Linked DNA regions of Homo sapiens: region 2 is linked to region 1. Evidence: chromatin contacts called from ENCODE Hi-C or POLR2A ChIA-PET data. All regions are on one chromosome and are shown on one strand. The core of a region is the stretch at or near the end of the contact, and the rest is flanking DNA. Distances in the headings are between cores, read along the strand shown. Region 1 holds the start of YY1-DT (YY1 divergent transcript). Region 2 holds the start of KLC1 (kinesin light chain 1).

Region 1 (3,164 bases), core at 489-2,988:
CCCGCGAGGCCGCGGCGCAGCCCCGCCAACGACCTCCCGCGTCCCGCCCGGGCCGGGGGCGCGCAGCTGCCGCCACAACGGGCCGGCGGGCGCGCCCGTTGATGCGGGCGCGGGGAGCGAGGGCGTCGGGGAGCGAGCGCGCCGGCCCCTCCCCCGGCCGTCTCCGCCCCGCGCGGCGCTTCCCCCTCTCGGAGAAACTACGCCATTGCGGCCTAGCCGGGCGGCGCCGGCCCCTCCCCCCCGCGGCCTGCCGCCATCTTCGCGGCCCGCCGCCCGCCGCCGCCGCCGCGCCCCCGCCGCCGCACGGCCCGCCATCTTTTGGGGCCGCCATACTTGCCCTGGCGAAGAAGATGGCGGCGCCCATCACACACATAAAACATGGCTTCCCTTCAAAACAAAAACATCCCGGGGCCGGGGCGCGCGGCCGGCGCTCACCTGAGGACCACATGGTGACCGAGAACTCGCCCTCCAGGGTCTTGATCTGCACCTGCTTCTGCTCCCACTTCTTGTTGCCCGGGTCGGCGCCGCCGCCGCCCGCCGCGCCGGCCCCGCCGCTGAGGTAACTCTTCTTGCCGCTCTTCTTGCCGCCGCCCTTCTTGACGCGGCCGCCTCCCGACGACGACGAGCCGCCGCCGCCGCTCTTGCCGGCCGCCGCCACGGTGACCAGCGTTTGTTCAATGTAGTCGTCGTCGCCGCCGGCCGGCGCGGGCACCGGGATGAGAATCTGATCCTCGAAGCCGTCCTCGGCGCGCAGCCCGTCCGAGTCGTCGCCGCCCACCACCTCCTCGCGCGTCTGCACCAGGATCACCTCCTGGTGGTGGTGCACCTGGGTCGGGTCGTCGGTGACCAGCGGCTGCAGAGCGATCATGGGCGGGTGGTGGTGGTGGTGATGGTGGTGGTGGTGGTGGCCGGCGTGCCCGTGGCCGCCCCCGCCGCCGTGGTCGCCACCGCCGCCGTCCTCGTCGTCGTCGTCCTCCTCCTCCTCCTCGCCCACCACTGTGGTCTCGATGGTCTCCACCGGGATGGTCTCCACCTCGATCTCGTGCAGCTCCACGATCTCGGCCGGCATCTCCGAGCCGTCCGTGGCGATGTAGAGGGTGTCGCCCGAGGCCATGGCTGAGGGCTCCGCCGCCACGGCCGCGGCGGCCTCGGCTCCTCGGCTGCGGGCGGGCGGGCGAGGAGGCGGCCGGCCGTGGGGAAGGAAGGCAGAGGGAGGAAGGCGGCGAGCGGGCGGGGGGAGAGGGGGCGGGCGGCGGGGGAAGGGGCGGGCGCCGCGGCGGCGGCGGGGCTTCCCCGCCTCCCTCGCCTCGGTGCGCCCGCGCCCGCGCTCGCTCGGCCGCTGCTCGTCTCGGCTCCCCGCCTCGCCTCGCCTCGCCGCAACCGCCCGCCCTGGCCGCGCCTCCTCCCGCCCTCCGGGCCGGCGCTCCGCTTCCCCCTTCCTCCTGCGCCTCCGCCTCCTTCCACACAAATACCAACTCCTCAACCCGAGCCCAGATCTCGCCGCCGCCGCCACACTCTGCTCGGGCCCGGCCTCGCGAGACTTCCGCGCTGGCCTCAGCCCGCCCCGCCTCGCTGCCACTCGCCCGTTCGCCCTCTCGATTCTCCTCTCGGCCAATCGATCTGTCCGCTGGCCTCCGCGGCCCCGCCCACTCGCCGGGCTCCTCCCGGATTGGGGCCGATGGGACCGGGGGCGGGGCGGCTCGCACGCGCCCTGGCTGGCCCGCGGCGCGTGACGTCAGCGCGCCGCCGCCGCCGCCACCGCCTCCCGCTTCCCGGTGTCGCGCGGCTGCCGCCCTTCGCGGTGCAACAGCCACAAAACCCGCCGCCTCGGGCCGGGGCCGCACTCGGGAACGGGGCGTCGCCGCTACAGCCGCTGCCTTGGGAGCCGGTGAGCGGTCCGCGCGGCCCCGGGCACCACGGGGGCGGGAGCCTGAGGAGAAGGGAGGGAGGGGCCGGCCGGGAGCGGGGTTGAGGCGGGTGGGCGGCCCGGGGGCCGCGCGGGGAGCGGCTGGCGCGTGCGGGGCGGCCCTGTCGCCCCAATAAAGTCTGCTTTGACGAGAATCGCCTGTGCTTCCTTTTTCGCGTCGGGAGGTGTTTGTTCTTGTCGCCTGGCTTCGGGCGAGCGATGGCCGCGGGGTGAGTGTGGAGGACCGAACGGACAAAATCGGGCGACGCGGGCAGCGTCCGGTATCTCGCCGCGAGCGCCCGGCGGGGTGCGGGGCCGAGCGCGGGGTCGGCGCGAGCTCGGCGGAAGCGCCCGCGGAGCCCCAGGGCCACCGTTGGGAGGATGTCCGTTATTCTTTAGTGACCCGCGGAAACCTGAGACGCAGCCGTTGGGTGCCTGTTTCCCCGTAGATCTTAGAACTACAGGGTCCTGGCGGCTTTCTAAAATTTTCTCCTGAGCTTCCCCTTCTTTGCTCTCCAGTCAGCCATTGTTTCCCTTGCCCACCCTTTCCCCCTATTTGTCACTTTCATAGGTGCTCCTTTTTACGCCCACCAGGTTTTGCATTTGTCTCATTTAAAATTCCAAATTTTTTCAGCCGTGTCCTCCATTGTACCTGCAACAGAGCCTAGATTTTTTTTTGTGGCACGGATTAGCGGCAAGTTAAACCTTCCTGAATGAGTTACATTGCAGCGAAGTGTTTCTGCTCTTATCTGTCCTTTTGGTCGACCTGACAATTTGCCTTAAAGCAAAACAAAGATTTCCTGATTTTTAAGGAAACTATGACAAATTGAAGAGTTGGAAAGGTGTGTCTTTGTTGTACTCGTTTGGCCGATTTAACGCCTCTGTGAATTTGTTCAACTTAAATATTATCAACATTTACTGTTTTGTAATAGTGTTCATGCAGTTGAGGCCCATGATTTTCTGAACTGTACGCAATACATTAATCTTAGGCTCAACTTGTTAAAACAAGTAGACTATACATTCTCATTAAAAGGCAACTTTATAAATCCTAGTCCCTTCTTATTGCTAAATCGCATTGGACTTGACTTTTGAGAATATTAGTGTAAGGAGTGACAAATTAGATCGTTTTCTCTTTGAATCTGAGCTTTGAAACCTGAATAATTCCCCTTGGAGTACTGCACCCACTCAGTTTGGAAAAGTCAAATCTGTTGAATTAAGTCATCTCTGGCTTTATAGCTTATAAACTCTGCATAAATAT
Region 2 (3,223 bases), core at 379-2,878, 3.4 Mb before region 1:
TTTGATGACTTGGAGAGACACTGGCTCTTTAGAGTGCCTACCCTCCCACACAGAATTCCATACAAGTTGAAATATACTTCATACTTAGTATCATTGTATTCCTACAAATATTTAGGAAACAGAGCAATAGGTCAAATTTCTCACCATAACAGGCTTGCTGACAATCCCTGAAAGAAGCAAGGCCATGTCTGTAATATAACTTCAGGAGGTTCTTCCAGTTTTCTAAAGTGTCTTTCACTAAACTAGTGCAATGTATTCCGAGCTGATTCTGATCAATGGCTTAGTCATGCCGTACCAAAAAAAAAGGCCTTGGGATTTAACTAATGCAAAGAATCAAAGCTCTAACTGCCCTTTTACAGAACACCTGAAATAGTATATCTCAAATTTTTTGTTCTCACATTTTTAAAAAACATCATTTTTGTAAGTATTCCTTTTCAAACGCTTAATATGTAAATTCTTAATTCATTTAAATAATAAAACAGTAACAGGCAGCAACAATTCTAATACAAATATACCTAGAAATGACCTACAAATGTTAAGTTATAAAACCATCCACTCCATCACGCATTAATTTCACTACTTTTACGCTTTATTTTAATTTTCTTAAGGAAAAGGGTACACCCAATTTTACATGGAAAAAGCATTCCAGGACGGAGGCTGCTTCAAGTTTAGTTGGAGCAACGCCAGCCTAGGTGAACAGGGTCGCCTGAAACGTTTCGCATCTGGTTACTGAAAATAAGGGGTCGCCAAGGAGGCAAAGCGGAGCCAGCTCTCGGGAGGGACCCGGCCCCCCGCCGCCCGCGAGAATGACAGGCGCGTCCGCTCAGGGCGGTGCCGGGAGAGGCGGGGGTGGAAGGAAGAGGAGGAATCGGACAAAGCCAGCCCCGCCGGGCCTCCGGCCTCCCCGCCCGCCGCGATCCCGGGGTCAGCCACCTCCCCTGTCGCGGGTTCCCGGGGTCCACAGCTGTCCCCGGGAACGGCCGCCGCCGCCCGCAGCAGGGCCAAGCCGGGGATGCGGGGCCAGGGCGGGGCCCTGGGCAGGGCCGGGGACCGGAACCTGCAGTGGGACGCGGATGGGGAGGACGCGCGGCGCCGGGAGCCGGGGCTGGCAAAAGGGCCGGGGACAAGAACCCGACCTGAACCTGGAAGGGGTCGCGGACCGGCCGGGGCGGTGAACTGGGGCGGGTACCGGGGTGGGAACGGAGAGGGGCCGGGACCCAAACCGGGAAGGAGGCCTGGATGGGGACAGAGTTACGGCCGGGGCGGGTCCGAAGAGGAGCGGGACAGGGACGGGGCGGAGGATGAGGAGGGGGCCGCGGTCCGGGGCGCACGCCGGGGACTCACCGCCTTGCTCCTGAGGGCCGCGCTCTCTCGCGCTGTCAGCACCTGGAGCGCCGCCGGGCGCGCGCGCGGAGCAGCGACTGTGCGCCGAGCCCGCCTCGGCTGTGTGAGGCACGGCGCAGCAGTCACCAGCTAGGGGCGCCGGAGCTACCGCCCCGCAGCATCCTCGGCCACCCACGCGCTGTCCCCTTGGCCGCCGAGCACAGCCCCGCGGCTCCTCGCACCAGCAGCCCAGCCGACCCAGCCAGTCCCGCTCGGCCGCCTGCGCCGCTCCCGCCGCCGAAAATGGCGTCTCAGTGTTGCTCCCCCCGGCGCCCCGCCTCGCCCCGCCCCACAATGCCGCGCGCCGGCATGACGTCATCGCCCCTCGCCCCGCCCGGGGCTGGGGAAACTGAGGCTGGGTGGCTCCCCGCAAGCGCTCGGCGAGCTGGGGACTGGAGGGGCGAGAAAGTTGTTTGGGTATCAGGTGGGCGGTCACAGGGAGGAGGGTGACGGTGCAGGACCCAGCGGGCCTCCCGGTTGTAACGCGGACGGGGGTGGGGCGCTCGGGGCAGGGCGCGGCTCGCGGGGTGGGCGGCCAGGCCCTGGCCTCTCCGACTCCGCAGCCGCGATGACCGAGCGCTTCGGCAGCTTCCCTTCCAGCCGGACTGTGGGCCCTACCAGAATGCGGCCGGGGACGGTGCAGGCCCGGCCGCAGCCGCCACCACTGGGCTCCCGCCCCACCCCACTCCCAGGCCCGCGAGCTTCATGCGCTCGTTTCGGTCCCCCCAAAACCCAGCTAGGAGGCCTTCGGGAGGCCCCGGAATCAGATGATCCCGGCCAGGCCTTTCTCCCTCCTCCAGGAAAACCGACAGCCTTTGGTCGAGACCCTGACCTCTAACCCTGCGCCCTCCCCTTCTCATTATTCCCTCTCCTCGGGGCTTTTGGACCCTCGTATCTGTACGAGGAAACTTTCCAGGCGCTCCCCCTCGACACAAACTGCGCCTCAGACGGGCAAAGGGGAAGGGCCGGGGTGTAGACTGTGAGGGTGGGAGACAACCCCCCTCTGTCCCCACGCAGCCACCGGCGCATCTCCCTGGCTGCAGGGCCTCGACCTCCAGCCCGGCCTGAAGGGCAGCGGAGCGCGCCTGGGTCAAGTCCTGCGGCTTCGCCGGCTCCGCAGGCCTGACTCAGCAGCCAGCCGGGAGGGCATGCTGATTCAATGGGCGAGGCTCCGCTCGCTGCTGCCAGCGGCTTGGGAAAAACCCTCCCAGTGCCTGCAGACGTCCCAAGTGCGGGGCCCGGAGGCATCATTTAACCTGGAGGGGTTCCTGGGCCAGTCCCCCAGCCCCATCTTGTGAACTGCTGTTCCTTTCCGATGTTATCACCCAGCACCAGCAGCCCTTTGTGAACCCTGCAGTTAGGCCCCGCAGTCACCAGAGAAGCAAGTGCTCCTCGGTTTTTCCAGGGAGGTCTGGTTACTTTTATCTCATTTATAAAGACAAAGGGGGAGCTCCTAGGTAACACGGTAGGGTTGGCCCGGGGAGAGGCACTGAGTCAGGGTCAAACAAACTTTCTCCATACCACTTTCAGGTTAGTGATTTCAGCCAGACTGCAGCTTGGATGTCACTAAGTTCAGCCACTGGGCTGGGCACCGCCAAGCATCGACTGCTCATTCTTTCTGTGCCGCTGCGCCCAGTAACTGTCCCCTCTGCTCACCCACAACCCTAGCCAGAAACCTGGGATGCCTGCACCGCTCCCTTACGCCCTACTACAACAGGTGGAAAAGATTCTACTTCCTCAATATTTCTTTGAGTTAGGGTATCTTTGTCACCCTGACTGGAGGGCAGTGGCAATCAGCTCACCGTAACCTCGAACTCCTGGGCTCAAGAGATCCTCTTGC

Evidence for each region. Hi-C counts contacts between places; a loop is a spot of excess contacts on that map. ChIA-PET counts read pairs that join two places held with the same protein, here RNA polymerase II (POLR2A). Pooled maps may share reads with other maps.
Region 2: a pooled map shows a loop between it and region 1 (25-fold over the local background). The contact joins the promoter of KLC1 here to the promoter of YY1-DT in region 1. A Hi-C loop is called at or near these places in 6 of 50 pooled maps. POLR2A ChIA-PET finds 5 or more read pairs at or near these places in 2 of 52 experiments (H1 and WTC11).

Annotation. Positions count from the first base shown.
Region 1 is chr14:100,237,195-100,240,358 of GRCh38, reverse strand. It overlaps YY1-DT (YY1 divergent transcript), which reads left to right and starts at 1,738. Exons shown (of 2, transcript NR_189150.1): 1 at 1,738-1,888. It overlaps YY1 (YY1 transcription factor), which reads right to left and starts at 1,215. Exons shown (of 5, transcript NM_003403.5): 1 at 436-1,215. The coding sequence starts at 1,114. RefSeq lists silencers at 1-293, 564-613, 1,104-1,173, 1,324-1,403, 1,464-2,063 and enhancers at 304-463, 1,301-2,153.
Region 2 is chr14:103,627,616-103,630,838 of GRCh38, reverse strand. KLC1 (kinesin light chain 1) reads right to left here and starts at 1,628. Exons shown (of 17, transcript NM_001394837.1): 1 at 1,345-1,628. LOC105370688 (a long non-coding RNA gene) reads left to right here and starts at 1,696. Exons shown (of 3, transcript XR_944248.2): 1 at 1,696-1,807; 2 at 2,914-3,100. RefSeq lists silencers at 881-1,060, 1,101-1,150, 1,241-1,360, 1,411-1,770, 1,861-2,060 and an enhancer at 2,501-2,590.